Linked DNA regions of Homo sapiens: region 2 is linked to region 1. A link is a loop called in an ENCODE intact Hi-C map of the cell type or tissue named here. Cell type or tissue: PC-3. All regions are shown on one strand.

Region 1 (8,000 bases):
AAAAGAAAAGAAAATAGCAGAAGTCACAAATGCATTGAATACACGTAAGCTACCAAACATCATAGCCTAGCCTAGCCTACCTTAAACGTGCTCGGAACACTTACACAAGTTTATAGTTGGGCAAACTCATCTAACACAATGCCTATTTTATAATAATAAAAATAAACAAAAAAAGGCAAAATTTAAAATATGGTTTCTACTGAATGCACATAGCTTTTGCACCATCATAAAGTCAGAAGATCATTAAGTTATGCCATCATAAGTTCAGAACGTCTTTGTAGAGTACAGGTAAGGTCTTTGATGACAGACAGACTCAGGTTAGATGATGTTAGCTTTGTGCTATTATCTTAGCTTCCTGAGCCTCTATTTCCTTACCTCTAAAATGGGGATAATACCTCTACCACTCCGGTCTCAAAAATGTTAGCTACAATTATCATCATTGTTGTTTTATAGTCATCCTTAACCAGTATCTCTAGGGTTTATGTATATTTTCATCACCACTAATTAGTACTTATTGGTTGAACAAGAGGACAGAATACTTGAGCTGGGAACTGTCCCTAAAAATCTAGAACATGAAGACGTGGTGGACACTTGCTTTGCTTCTACTGTGCCTGGCAACATGTCACCTCATGAAAGGTGGTCACTGCCTCAGAATTGTCCCTAAGTTTCGGTAAAATGGTGCTTCATACAAGCAGGAACCTGAGAATTGGGATCCTAGGCTGCCTCAGAAACTAGTTACCTGGTGTTATTCATTAACTCAGAGTAGCAGAAGGCAAGAGGAACAGAAAGTGCAGTTATTACTTGGGATTACAAGAAGCTGAGATGCTCACACTCCATAAACACACAACTCAACGCCTTTCCCATCCCCGAGACCATGGGGCAGGCAGAACCCAAATCAAACTAGTCACGGGCCACATAACAACATTTCAGGCAATGAAGGACTGCACATACATCAGCGGTCTCATAAGCTTTATAAGGAAGCTGAAAAATTCCTATCGCGTGCTGAAGTCATAGCCATCGTAATGTCCTAGCACAATTAATTTTTTTAAAATAAATTTAGTGTAGCTTAAGTGTACAGTGTTTCTAAAATGTACAGGAGTGTACAGTAATGTCCTAGGCCACCCTCACTCACCACTCCTTACTGACTCACCCAAAGCAACTTTCAGTCCAGGCAAGCTTCATTCGTGGTAAATGCCCTATACAGGTGTACCATTTATTATCTTTAATGTTTACTGTAACCTTTCTTTCTTCTCTTTTCCCTCCCCTCTCCTCCCCTTCCTTTTGAGATGGAGTCTTGCTCTGTTGCCCAGGCTGGGGTGCAGTGGCTCAGTGTCGGCTTACTGCAACCTCTGCCTCCTGGCTTCAAGCGATTCTCCTGCCTCAGCCGCTGGAGTAGCTGGGACTACTGGCGCAGGCCACCATGCCCTGCTAATTTTTGTATTTTTAGTAGAGATGGGGTTTCACCATGCTGGCCAGGCTGGTCTCGAACTCCTGACCTCATGATCCACCCACCTTGGCCTCCCAAAATGCTGGGATTACAGGCATGAGCCACAAGCCACCACGCCCGGCCTCTGTCATTCTCTTTCTTTCTCTTTCTCTCTTTCCCTCCCTCCCTCCCTTTCTTCCTTCCTTCCTTCCTTCCTGCCTGCCTGCCTTCCTTCCTTCCTTCCTTCCTTCCTTCCTTCCTTCCTTCCTTCCTTCCTTCCTTCCTTCCTTCCTTCCCATTCTGTTCCGTTACACTCCACTCCACTCAAGCAATCAACCTGACCTCAAGCAATCTTCCCACTTCAGCCTCCCAAGTAGCTGGGACTACAGGCATATGCCACCATGCCCAGCTAATTTTTTAATTTATTGTAGAGATGGGGTCTCACTATGTTGCCCAGGCTGTTCTCAAACTCCTGGGCTCAAGGAGTCCTCCCACCTTGGCCTCCAAAGGTTCTTGAATTATAAGCATGAGCCACTCTGCCCAGCTTAGTACCTTTTCTATATTTTAATATGTTTAGGTCACAAATACCATTGTTATACAGTTGTCTACAGTATTCAGTACAGTAACATGCTGTACTGTGGCCTGGTTTGTGGCCTGGGATCGATAGGCTATACCATATAGCCTAGGCATATAGTAGGCTACCATCTAGGTTTGTGTAAATGCACTCTGTGATGTTCACACTGTGATGAAATCATCTAATGATGCATTTCTTAGAACAAATCCCCATCGTTAAGCAATGCATTACTATACTTCTCGAGTCCCATGCAATCATGCCCTCGGCGGATGTGCTGTCTGTCTGGGGCAGCTGTTCTCTGCCTGCTGCCTCTTTCCTGAAATGCATCTCTAGGCTGTTCCTTCCTGGCAGGGAGCCCTCATTAGCCTTCCTGGCTAATGCTGCTCTTGAGATAATGACATGAACCTGCTTTCAAGGGTCTGGAGTGTTTTAGGGGAGGAGCACTGCACTTCTGATTACCATAGGTCCAGGTAGAATGTGTTCCTATTCCGTGGAACAGGAAGACTCAACTCATTTCTTCTCTCCCTGTCTTGATAAATTTGGGGAAGATCTCAATGAACAAGTGTCTCTCTAGTTTCCATATATTATAGATAAGCTGTTCGGCTAAACTGAAGTTGCCTTATGTGGGCTAATAAATGGCTGGGCTCAGGGGGTTGGAGATGCTGTGGGCTGTGGGGGAGCCATGACCTCCTTTGCTTTGGGGACTGAGAACGATGGGCCCACCGCCCTATGGAGCAGCTTCCCTCCTGCTCAGCAACTGTTAGGCCTTTCCTTGGGTTTGGGCCTGAGGTCTTCCCTGTCTGAGACCCCTGGGTCTAGTTGGTCAGCAGTCCCACATGTCTCTCTGGGGTCCTAAGAATATTTATTTAAAACTATTATCTATTCAGGATTAAGGGGCCTTTCCTTTGGAGTATTTGTTCTCTGAGTGGGTGCTTAGCAACTGAAGTGCTGTTTGTAAAAGACATAGGTTGGTGTCCCCAAGCATTTCATAATGAGTGTGGGTTGAAAAGCTCCTCTGGTGATTTTTAAAAGGTTACCTTTCATCTATATCACAGGTTCTCAGAGCATGACCTCCAAACCACCAATGTTAGCATTTCCTGGAAAACTGGTTAGCAATGTGAATTCTTGGGCTCCACCCCAGACCTACTGAATCAGAAACCCTGGGGACTGAGGGCAGCTCTTTGAGCTTTAATAAGCCCTCCAGGTGACTTTGATGTGCCTTGGAGTTTGACAGTCACTGTCCTAAGTGGTCAGGAGGCGTGGATGTCAGGTATTTCTCTTCTGTAACAGGCCAGAGGACACACCTTCAGTATGATCATTCAAGAGATATGTTAGTATCTCTTACTTTGGGAGGCCAAGGCAGGTGGATCACTTGAGGTCAGGGGTTCAAGACCAGCTGGCCAACATGGCAAAACCCCATCTCTACTAAAAATACAAAAATTAGCCAGGAGTAATGGCTCGCGACTGTAATCCCAACTACTTGGGAGGCTGAGGCACGAGAATCGCTTGAACCCAGGAGGCAGAGGTTGCAGTGAGCCTTGATCGTGCCACTGCATTCCAGCCTGGGTGACAGAGTGAGACTGTGATTCAAAAAAAAAAAGTGATATGTTAGTATCTCTTAAAGTACCATCGACTAAGCGCCTTCTTCTGAATCACTGAGGGATACCTATTAAATATGTATACACTATGGTCCCATTTCAGTTTTTCTGAATCAAAACCTTTGAGGTTGGTGACCTGGGATTGTGTCTGTTCAACATGCTTCCCACGGGCTTCTTTCACCCAGTGAATTTTAGAAATAACCTTCCTATTCAATGTATAGTGTTTGACCAGCGGCATGTTCATCACCTGGGAGCTTGTTAGAGATGCAGAATTTTAGGCTCCACCCCAGACACTTAATCAGAACCTGCATTTCCAATATGATCACCAGGTGATTCATACACACATTAACATTTGAGAAGCATTGCCAAGGGCCATATGCTTAGAGCACTTGCTATGTGTGGGCTGCTGATTCATAGTTTAGTCAACACACCCTTGAGTAGAAAGTGTCATTCTAGGGTAGACCAAGGGCTCTTAAAAAAGTACTAGTGTCCCATGGGTCCTGACTCAGACATCCTGGAGCTTGTCCAGGATGTGATTAACAGGGTAACAGATGTCTTTGCAAAGCACTGGAGAGCTGATCCACACCTAACGAGTGTCACATCAAAGGCACCATGTGGATCTCTTGTTGTGGGTCTTGCAACCCCTTTAAGAAGGGAAGTCCACTTGACCGCCCTTCCAAACTGCTTTTTTGTTTTCCCAGAGGAGACAGGTAGGCAATCTCATCAGCTTAGATGATACCTAGCTCAGAGAAGCAGAGATTTAGGATTCACATGACTCATTCTTTCGTTGCTAGTTAGTTTTATGTAGCTTTCCAGAAAGGTCTGCCCACTGTCCTTTATACCTTAGTGTGAGTTGAGGTTAATTTATCTTTCCTTTGGACCTTGCCACTTTAGAAGGGAAAGCTTGACAATGTGTGCCATGACAGGCTCTAGACTTCCATCAAAGGAACTTTAGGCATCAAAAGCAGATGAAAAGGTATTGGATTTGGTGGTGGGGGAGGGGCTTTCTAGGAACCCACAAGAAATTACTGACTTGTTTCTCTTTTATATTTCTGGGAGGAAAATGATTGGGCCAAATGGTCTCTGGGGCTCTTTCCATTACTGGAAATTCTTTGGAGTATTTATTGAGCATTCACTCTGTGCTAGGTCCTGTGCTGGACATTGAGGGGATAAAAATGTAAACTGATGCTTCTACCTGTCTCCCAGGATGGGGTGGGAAGGGAGACAGAGACATCAGCCCCTCTCTGAGGTCCAAGAGATGCTCTCCTCCTGTCACTCCAAAACCGATGTATCCTGATGGTAACTCAATAGTAAAGGAAACTTCCATTTTTATTGGTGTGAGTAAACTCATTCATTCATTCATTAAACAATTATTTTTTAATGTCTCCTACCTGTAGACAATTGTTTCTGAAATTTGTTTTTAGATTTGAATATGAAAATGATCTTTCTTAAGAGCACCTGTTTCAAAGATAAGTTTGTAAACTTTCAGACTAGTTGGAACATATTGTTGTGAATAAAGCCCTGATTAGAGGAGAAGAAATGGGCTGTTTTCCCTCTAGTTTTCCATAGGACAGTTTGAGAGAGGTCAAGCTGGAGTTTTAATTGAGGAGGGCTTTTCCATCAGTCAGCACTGGCCACTCATGAAATAGAGTGACCTCCCCCACTCAACAAACACACACACTTGGAACTAGTGAAGGAAAGGTCAGATGTCATTGCCAAGGGCTTTGAGAAGGGACCTGGACTTGGTGGCTTCCTACAGTACTTTCCAACCTTGAGATTCTGTGAGGAATAGAGGGCTGTGTGAGATTCATCTCAGGGACTGTGGTTTCTTTTAGCATAACATCCTCATGGCTTATTTCGTCATGTTTCTGCACAAACATTATGAGTAGAATGGCTTGCATTTGCCTTTCTAATTTTCTCTCCCAGGTGAAAAGACACTAGGCATATGGTTCAAACACAATGGACTGATAGAAAACATGAAAGTTAGAATGTAACAGATATCTCAAAGGTAGCACCTAAGAAAAATTACAGGCACTTTCCTCCCCAAACTGGACTAAGGACCTAGAGTTTCAGTGAATCCCAGAAAATGTCAGGTTTCTCATTAACCTTTCTCTAAGTTACCTAAACCATATCACAACCCACAACTAAGGGAAATGCTGGAGGTGGCATGAGAGCCACGTGCTACATTAAACCCTATGCCTGGGTAGAAAACTGAGAACTTAGAATAATTTAGATCAAGTCACCCTCTTATTTAAAGAGTTCAAGCAAAGCCAAACTTTGTTGCACCATTCCCTATTTGTATTCTGAAGATTCAAGAGGCTCACAAATGCTGATCCTATAATTTGGGTACCTGTCACCAGCATGCATGGACCTAGTCCAAACAGTCCTTTGTGTTAGTAATGTGTTGTCAGAGAGTCAAGTAAGCAATTGTCATTTTCCATAAAAATTAATTGTTTAAAACTGATCTCTAGCTACATTTTAATTTTTTTTAATCAAAACTTTAAAGAAACCCATAGTTGGCAGTATTGCCTAATAGCCGATAGAGCAGGCTGTGGAGTCAAACAGATCTCAGTAAGAACCTTTAGTTTTGCTTCTTTCTAGTGGTGTTAGCTTAGGGCAAGTTACGTATCTTCTCTGAACCTCAGTTTCCTCATCTGTAAAGTGGGAATAATTGTAATACCTATGTCACAGGGTTGTTGTAAGGAACAGTGAGATAATAATCATAAGGGGATGGAAAAGTACCTGATTTATACTTAAGTGCCTCATTAAGATTGCTATTATTATACCTGATTTTTCCATAGTGGGGCTTGAGAGTGTGGACCTGTGGTCCTAGCATTCTGAGGTAAAAAGTAGAAGCTCTACAGATCTCAGGGTTTTTACAGTCTAGGATCATTCCCTCATTCAGTCATTTGTCCATCCAACAAATATTTATTTAGCACCTACTCTCTGCCAGGCACTATGGTAGCAGTCAGACAATAAGCAAGTGACTAAGCCCGTGTGTAATTATTGGTTGGGATACATGCCAGGAAGGAGGCAAACCATGGGCAGTGATGGGACATGCTGCTAAGCGGGGACCTACTTTGATAGGATAATCTGAGAAGGACTTTTTGAGCAGGTGACATTTAAGCTGGGTCCAAAGGATGAAAAAGATTGTGTCAGGCAAAGAACCACTGATCCTTTCATTAGTGCATAAGGTAGACACGATTTCACCAGGAGTACTCCAAACAAATTGAGAGCCCCAGCTTTCTTCTCATCTGTACAAGAAGTAGACCTTGCCAGCAACTGGGAGGGAAGGTTTTGCTCATTTTATTATATATGGTGGAGGGTTCATTTATATCAAACTTCTCTAGAGCCCAGCATTTTCAGGGGTGTTGTACCAGCAGGGATACAGTTTCCCACCTCAGTGGAAGCTGGCAGGAAGTTGCAGGAAGTTATGAAAAGAGAGTGAGCCTTCAGTCCAGATCTGGGATAAAATCTACCTCAACCACTTCCTAATTCAGTGAGTTTAGGCAAATTAGATGATCTCTGAGTCTCAGTTTCTTCTTCGGTAAAATGTGAGTGTGACTGCTGTTGTCAGGATTGAAACTGAAATGAAATAGCCATACAAACCATTCAGTCTAGTGCCTAGTATATGGTAGGCACAGAGTAAAGCACACTTTCCTGTGGGGCTGTGTATTTAAAACAGTGAAAATCGATTCCTCACTTTCTAACCCATGTGGTAGAAAAAGACATCTTTGGCATACGTGGTGGCTTTAAAACAGGTCCACAAATTCTTTGACACCCCTTCCATTCAAAAATAGAGTCGAATTCCCTTCTCCTTGAAAATGGACTTGCCTGGGTCACTCATGCCTGATGAGTAGAATGCAGTGGAAGTGACACTGGATGAGTTCTGAGGTTGCGTTGGAAAAGCTAATACAGCTTCCATCTGCTCTCTCTCTCGGTACCCCCCATCTTGAAACCGTGTTGTAAAAAAGCCAAGTGGCCACATGGAAAGGCCTCTTACAGATGATGTTCCGGCTAAAGCCCCAGGTGAGATCCCAGCCAAGAGTCAGCATCAGCTCAGAAGGTCGAGGCTGCCATGAGCTGTGATTGAAACACTGCACTCTGGCCTGGGTGACAGAGAGAGACTCTGTCTCAATCAATCAATCAATAAAATAATTTCCCAGAAAAGTCAGTTAATTAAAAAAAAGTCAGAATCACCCACCAGATATGTGAGTGAATGAGCCTTCAGATGATTCCAGCCCCCAGCCTTTGAATGACCCAAGCGAGCTAGAGTTGACCAGAGACAAGCTGCCCCAACCAAGCCTTGCCCAAGCTGAAGATTTGTGAGCAAAATAAATGCTGTCATTGTTTTAAGCCCTAAGTATTGGGGTTGTTTGCTACACAGCAACAGATAACTAGA
Region 2 (8,000 bases), 440 kb after region 1:
GAAGCTTGCCCCCGACCTCGGCAGCAGGCAAATAGGACTCTGAAGATGGGAAAAAGAGAGGAACTTTTCTGACTGCTGTGTTTTTAAAGTTTATTAAACTCAGTGACAAAATCTTCTGTGGAAAGTCAAGAAAAGGAGGATAAGAGTAAGAAAACTTAGTATCAGATGGCATGAGACCGAGGAAAAACAAAAGCAGAAGGGGACCTTCCTTTATCAGCCCCCACCAAACTCTCGACAGGAGCCAAAGAAGATGAGCATAACTATTGAATTCAACTCGTTTTCCAGAGCAGATCCTATGCATCACGGGCTCCCCATCCAGATCATGAAATTCACCTCAAGACCCACAGCTAATAAACACAAGACCAAACCTAGATCTTATGATTCTGAGTTTCATGCTCTTCCTGTCACACTGCCCTGCTGGAGACAGATGGAACCTTCTCAACTTGGGGAGAGTTGATGAGAGCTTCAAAAGCATCAGAACTGGCATTACTGTCACCTAACTCAGAGCCCCACCACCTCATTTCTGCAGGCAGATAGAGAATCCCACCCCATTGTGTAAACAAAGAGTTCTCCCCTTCGTCTCTCCACAGGCTGGGAGTAGTCACTGGGTCTAACTCCTGAGCCACCAAGGGGACACTGCCACTCACCTACAGGACTCAAATGGAGTTTGTTCATTGGGTGGGCCTCATTCTCGGCCCCATGTGATCCAACTTACTTTAGCAAATCAGGAAGGAGAAGCCATTCCAGGAGGCCTCATGGGCTTGATTGCAAATAAAGTTGTTATTTCCTGGAGCCAGTTTACCTTCTGCATAGAACGGATGACCATCTAGGGAGAAGAATATTGCACACTTCCCCTCTCTGGGCTGACTGGTAGAAGAACAAGCAAGCCCCTATCAGAGCCCACCTGGGACCAGCCTCTCTGCCCATGCATGGCCAAGCAATGCTACACTTTGTGGTGTTTGTAAAACCCTTCTTGTAAATAGTTGGGGACCAGTACCAAGCTAGAGGGATTCCAGGGTAATGTTATCTCTATCTCCCTCACTAAGCCCAAGTCCCTTTGGTCAGGTATTTGGGGACCAAGATACTCATCAGGCAGAGTTCCTGTGGATGTCCAACCCCCATCTCATCTGATGCTGTGACATCTCTGCAGTGACAGAATGTGCCTGAATTGGGAGAAAGCAAGTCCAGCTCTAGGAGTCAGTGCTTGCCTAAATTAAGAGCAGATCCAGCTAGTCTGGCTGGGGATTGTTTTCACACATGCTGTTCTCTGCACACGCCTCTTCCTGCATTGGAGACCACGGTCAGGACCCCAAGCTAGCATATGATCCCTCTAAGTTGTCCACTCTCTGCCCAGGAGGACATAATGTTGGGCCTATCAGAAAGCACAGGGCTCCTCTGGCTCCCACAGTGTAATGCTGATACCTAGAGCAAGTCGGAGCAGGGTGGTGGCTCCAGGTAGAGCTGCCTCCCTCCTGCCCCACAGCCCAACAGCCACGCCATCTCCTGTGACCAGAAGAATCCAGCTGGCCATGTGGGGCCAGTGCAAAAGGAGCATCACCAAGGCAACGTGGTACAGTGGGAAGGACAGGGCTTGAAGTCCCTTAGCCCTTGGAGGAAGCCCCCCCACTTTCTAGCCTGGAGACCTTGAGTATAGCGACCCACTGTTCTCGGCTTCAGTATCCTCTCCAGGGCTGTCAGGAGAAATGAGTGAGAGGAGATATGAAACATGCCCAGCCTGAATCTAGACACAATTAGGTGCTTAAAAATGGAACCTGTGGTTTCTGCTACTCTGTTGTAGCCATTACTATTATTATCTTCTTATCTGACTTTAGTGATGATTCTGAGACCAAGGCTGGAGCCTGCCTTCTCCAAGGAGCCTGAATCTGGAGGGTTTGGCCTCTGCCCTGCCCTGGGTAGCCTGGCAATATGGCAACACCCCTCTCCCAACTATTGCCAGTGGAGAGGGGTGTTGCCCAGCTCAGTGGCTGGAGTCAGAGGAAGTTTATGCTTTAACAGCAGCCAAGGGGGCCCTGCCACCCCTGTCCACCATCTCCACCAGCTCCTCTCCCCAGCCAGCATGGGCATGGGAGCTCCCTCCTCCAATCTGCCAAAAGTCCCTTTGCTCCACTGCCCCATCAGCAGACACCTACACAGAACAATAACCCCATACCTTGATATAGTCCCAACATGTTTACAGAGGGGCCTTCCCCCACATCGCCCCCATCCCCCAGAGAAGATGATATTGTCACCTTTTTATAAATGAGAGAAGGCTCAGGAGAGGAACCTAGACCACACACAGCTGGCCAGCAAGGCCCACAGTGTCCTCCAGATGCAAGAGCATCTCCACTTTCCCCAGGGGAGCTCCTGGGAGTGGGACAGCTGCCGTCAACGAGGTCACTCAAGGCAGGGAGGAAGTCTGGTGACACGGCCCAGAGCAGAACGTCATAAGCCTGACTTTTCTTTTACAAACCCCTTTTTTTAACTTAAATGTCAATTCTGTATTTTATTCCTTAACATACCTATTTGTTTGGACACAAAAACATGCCTCATTATTTACTATTGAGTGGCTAACACTCCAGGAAGCTACACCCTGTTTGCCCTGTGGCTTTGGGTACCCCTAGGAAGAGCTGAGCAGCATATGTGCCCCTACTCTAAGAAACCCAGAGGAAGAGCTCCCACCCTCACTGCCGTTTTCGGAAGCCCCAAGGCCTCCCCACCTTTAGGATCTCACTCCATCCCCTAGGTCACAATTAGGCTCATAGATGGTGCATTTTGAAGAGCACCTGCTCTGCCTTGGTTGGCCCTGAAGTCAGCTTCAACTATGGTTGCCCCTCATCTACCCCATGAGTCACCCTCACCCTGGTGCTGAAACCTCAGGAGGGCTGAGCCCTGGCAGCTGCTAACACTGCTGGTGATGGAGACAGTAACCTCAGAAAGCCTTTAGCTGGGGTCTAGGCATCCGCAACTTTGTGTTAGAGGGCAAGGGCCTCTAATACAAAGGAGGAAGCTGCAGTGGTTCTCGAGGCATTTTCCAAATGGCTTTTTCCAAAGGCTCTCTACATGAGTAAGAGATTTGGGCCCCACTTCCAGTCTCTAATGACAACCGTCCAGACACCTGTAATAACATCACTGTAATGAGAATCCCCTGTGTGTCAAAGCTTACAGAGTCTCTCCACCTCCCACGGCTACCCTGTGAGTGGATAAAATCTTCCCTGTTCTGATGAGCCCCTGAGCCATGGCAACAAGGCACTTGACTGGCTGGATGCACACACGGACCCCGAGCAAGAGGGATGAGCGAGGGAGGGACACTGAGGGTCCACAGTTAGGTGGTGAACCAGCAAGTATTGATTTCAAACCTGCCGTGTGGCCAGCCATGCGGGGAGATAGCCCACAGGAATCTGGGATCTCTTTGGGGTGTTTATTCTACAGAAAAGTTAAGAACACTTACATTCAGTGTGAAAACTTCTGGTCTTCAGGTCACTTACAAATCACTTGGCTGTATTATGCTGAAAAGCAAGCCATTATTCTTAATGAGGGCCTTCGAACACCCTAGCTCTTTGCACCCTAGTAGAAAGAAGCCTTCACTTAGTCCAGTGCTGGAGGAAGGGACCCTTAGTATCGATAAAGCCAACTAAGGATGTAGTTTTCAAATATTGATTCCCTAGTATAAGGCTGGCACTATGCTAAGCATTTCACCTACATTATCTCGTTATAAAAAATTATTACCCCCATTTATTGATACAGAAACTGGAGCTTAAAGAGTTTAAGTGACTGCCCAAAGTCACCCTGCTAGAGGCAGAGTCATGATTCAAACCAGGTCTGCCCAACTCCCCAACCAAATCTATAAATACTCGATTTGATTTAGATGGCCTGAGTTTAGATCCCAGCTCTGCCCCACTGAGGAGCCATATGACCTCAAGCAAGTGACTTCCTTTAATTTGAGAAAACAACAACAACAAAAAACCTGTTTTAGTTGCTGCATGAGGTTGTTACCAGGATCAGAGGAAAATGTGAAAAGCCTTTGTCTTCTCTGCAAAGCTTGATGAATGGCAGCAATTATTATTATTATGATCCCTCATCTTACGTTACTCAGGCATGAGGAAGTTGCTGCTGCATAAATTCAGCCACTGCTTGTGTTCTGATTTCTCCTCTCAGTCAATCAGCAACACGTGGGCAGGTCGGGAGCGTTATTTCACACAGTGTCCACATTAGCACCAGCAGGACATGCCCAATAAACCCACTTCGTTGATAATTAACTAATTAATTGTGCAGCCCCACCCCCACCCCCCACGGTTGCAAGCATAACCCTCTTCCAGGATGAGAGTGAACAAGAAGACTCCTCAATGAGTCTCGAGGACCCAACAAATGACACCTTCCTGAGCTTTCTGAGCCAAAGTCATTCTTACCCCAGCACCTAGAGCTAGGAAGCCACTGGAGCCCAGCATTCTATCACCACTGCCTGTTAAGTGGTCGACTCTGCCAGAGCACTTGCTAATGCCTGCAGTAATCAACAGCAATTGTAACTGCAGTCAGACATAATTAATGTAATACCTTTGAGCCATTCACAACTAATACCTCTCCCATTGCATGATGAAGCTGAGGTCTAGGAAGAATCACTGTCTCAGCCCCTGGGTGTGAATAGGATCTTCCTTGGCACTTGGCACAGACTTGGTTCCCATTCAAAAGCTGTATGTTAATCACAGACCTCTCTGGCTCCCACTAGTGGTCATTGCAACACATTCATGTCACCCATATATGGGGGAACACCCCATTGAGAGCACACACTCCCTCCAGCTATCAGGGAAAAATACTCCCCAGAGGGCTCTGGGCCCCCTGCAGATGCTCCTGTGCCCCACATCTACTTTTTCCAGTGGTGTCCGTGAAGGCTGTGGGAGTTTCATTGCCTAGAATCATCCTGTTCCCCAGCAGTCAGATTACAAAGCTACTCCTCAGTGTCATCTCCATCATACACAGAGAAACTGAGACACAGAGGAGGCCGTTTGCCCAGGATCACACCATGACAGTGTGACTGAAGAAAATACCATCTTTTTCTTCCCATAAGCCTGGAAAGATAATTCTCTAGGGAACCCAGAAGATTAAAAAACAGCAACAAAAAAAAAAACCAGACAGAAACTTTAACACAGCATTTTCACCCTGTCGTAGTCTGTTTTTTGTGAACTGTTTATCTCTAACAAAGTGTCCCCTGCCTGCTCTTTTCCATGCAGGAGAAAGGAACTAACATTTATCAAATGTCTTCGCTAAGCTGGGCACTGGTCTCATATAATCTTATTAAAGCCCCATAATAAATATCTAAGCAGGGTACTGTTGACCCCACTTGACGGAAGAAGATGCTGAAGCTCTGAGATATTACGTGATACGTAAAAAATAGACCATTCTTTCTGATACGAAAGCTTGCGTTCCGTTCACAGCACGGTCCCACCGCATTCCACAGAAGCTCCCACCTTCCCTTGATCTCCCTCACAAAGCCTAGAGTACAGGCACAATAACTTGATTCTCCCTGAAGTGGGTAAAAACATAGTACTAGCTTTTACTGTTTTCCAACATCAGAATCCTCTCTCACCACCTTTTTAATATAGCATTTATTGCTTTCTCTGATTATAAAAGAACTTTATGTTCATTGTAGAACATTAGGAAAAATGCAGGAAAGTATGAAGAAGAAAATTGAAATTGCCCAAAATCTTACCCCCCAAAGATATTGGTACATTTCCTTCCAGACAGATAGATTTAGATTTGAGCTTTGCTATAGAGAAAGGGTTTATATAAATATAAACATCCTGTGTCTTATTTCTTATTTAACATTACATTTTCCCATATCAATATTAGTCTTCATAAACATGCTTTTAACAGCTGCACACTCTAAATTAATTTCATTGTTTTTGTTCTAGTTATCAAAAGTCAGATATTCATTGTAAAAAAAAAAATTGGAAAAGAAAGAAAAGACCACAGAAGAAAAAAAAAAAACTTGTAACTTTATAACCTCACCAGCCAGAGATCTCAAGGTGATTATTTTTGTATGTGGCCTTCATGTTTTTAGAAAGAGGGCATATGAATGTCCACTGGTGTTCCCTGGCTTCTACATAATCCCTCAGAAAAGAAACATTAAGTGGTATTTTCAGGAAGGATCCTGATCTTTTAAGTATCCTGCAAGACCAGGAATCCAGCATTTCTTAAGCCTCCATAATTGCAAGCATTTGCCAGAAACGTGTTTTATTTCCTTGTTATCAAAAATCTGCATCTGGCCAGCTTCTTGCTGTGCTGGGTTGATTTGTCATTAGGCTATTTATAGCTAGAGAGTTGGTGTTTCATTTTTCCAGGTGAACTAGAAGATGGTGAACAAAAACACTGGATTTTGCAGTGAGTCAGTATTCTCAGCTGAAGTTAAGAAGATACCACACTGAAACCAGGGAAGTCAAAATTACCGGTTCACACTGAGAATTACAACCCTCTGGCACCCTATATTGAGGGAGAGCCTTAACCCCCATACAGAGATGTTCCTGATGACAATTCCAATCCCAGTCATTCAACAGAGACTGGATGGGGAATACCCAGGGAGTACCCCCACCATGCAAGCTCATCTTTGAGCATCTCTGTTAAAAATGTGTTTCCTTCTCTTGAAGTGAAATACACACTACAGCATCTAGCCTTGGTTTTGTCTCTACTATTGGAATTCATGCAGGTCTTCAGAAATTTGAAGAAAGATAGCACCTGCCCCGTCAGAACATTTCCTACATTTAGGGGTGTTGCATGCAGAATAGATATTATTTGATGTCACTGAGTCTCTTTTGATCACTGCAGGCTTTTGAACACACAGTATTTTCTGTGGGTTGAAGGGATTGTCCTGAAGCTGCCACGAGGTATGCATAGCAAACATGGGGCATATTCAAGACATAAAATTGCAATAATTACCTCTGGAGGAGGAATGGGCCATGAGAGAAATAATAGCATTAGGCCTAGCCACAATGCCGTTCCGGCTTTACATACAGGACTTTAATTAATAAAATGACAAACACTGGTACCACATAATTGGAAAGTCTATCAGTCCCTTCCGAGAGGCAGGAAAAAATGGCCCTTGTGAAAGCGCTGGCTGGAACCAGAAGATATAATTGCTGGTGGCGTACTCCTGGTGTTGTCTCTACTCACTTGTCTCATTTGCTGTCTGCATATAAAAGAGTTTATTAGTCAAACACTGCCATTTATAACCTATATCTACTAGGATGTGTCTAGAAGGATCAAAAATTTTATTGTTACTGGCATCAGCAAGCGTTATTTCCCATAAATATAATTTAGAATTTGTGTCAGATTTCGCATATTTGTGTGAATACACACACAAACACACACACACACACACGACTGTTAATTGTCTGGTAAGGACAATGGTTGTAAATGCATTAAAATTCACTAGCTCCCTAATTTCTCCAGCACGAAAGTATTTCTAGGATAAGATCTTGTTAAAATATAAATTCTGATTCAGAAGAGCTGGGGCAGGCCCTGAGACCCTGAATTTCTAATAAGCTCCCAGGTAGCGCCCACATTGCTGATCCAAAGACCACACACTGAGCAACAAAGATCTGGAAAATCTTTGCAATATGCCCCCAAAGCTTTAAGGAGTACCATAATATATTACATGGGCATTGCACTCCATGTATGGTAGAAAGAACACAGAGCATAGTGTGGACTCCAGGTCTGCAGCCTGTGGGCTTAGTGCCCAGGGGTGACTGACTTAACGTCTCTAAGCCTTCAATTCTGCATCTGAAAAATGGGTGGAATAATATCTACACAAAGGGATGTTGTCAGTATACAGTGAGATAAGCCTACGTGCAAGCGCCTAGTTCAGCTTCCTGGCATTCAGTAAAGAGTCAATTAACAAATGACTTCATATCCAGTAGGCCAGGGGTCCCCAACCCCCAGGCCACCGACCAGTACTGCTCTGTGGCCTATTAGGAACCAGGCCACACAGCAGGAGGTGAGTGGCAGGCAAG

The links. Peaks named below come from ENCODE experiments on the same cell type or tissue, not always from the same donor. Only the 100,000 strongest peaks of a DNase experiment are listed, where the experiment ranks them.
Region 2: a loop joins it to region 1, with 2.5 times the contacts of the local background. A loop is called at or near these places in 3 of 110 quality-filtered maps.

Annotation. Positions count from the first base shown.
Region 1 is chr2:29,744,353-29,752,352 of GRCh38, reverse strand. All of the region lies in intron 1 of ALK (ALK receptor tyrosine kinase), which reads left to right. Among named protein-coding and RNA genes, the nearest start is that of ALK, 170 kb to the left of the region's middle. In PC-3, no CTCF peak of the experiment used is centred here; DNase peaks (open chromatin) are centred at 3,122 and 3,972; H3K4me3 peaks cover 1,197 bases; H3K27ac peaks cover 2,934 bases.
Region 2 is chr2:29,306,022-29,314,021 of GRCh38, reverse strand. The region is part of intron 8 of ALK (ALK receptor tyrosine kinase); the gene reads left to right. Among named protein-coding and RNA genes, the nearest start is that of CLIP4, 190 kb to the right of the region's middle. In PC-3, a CTCF peak has its summit at 4,739 (motif pointing left); a DNase peak (open chromatin) is centred at 4,701.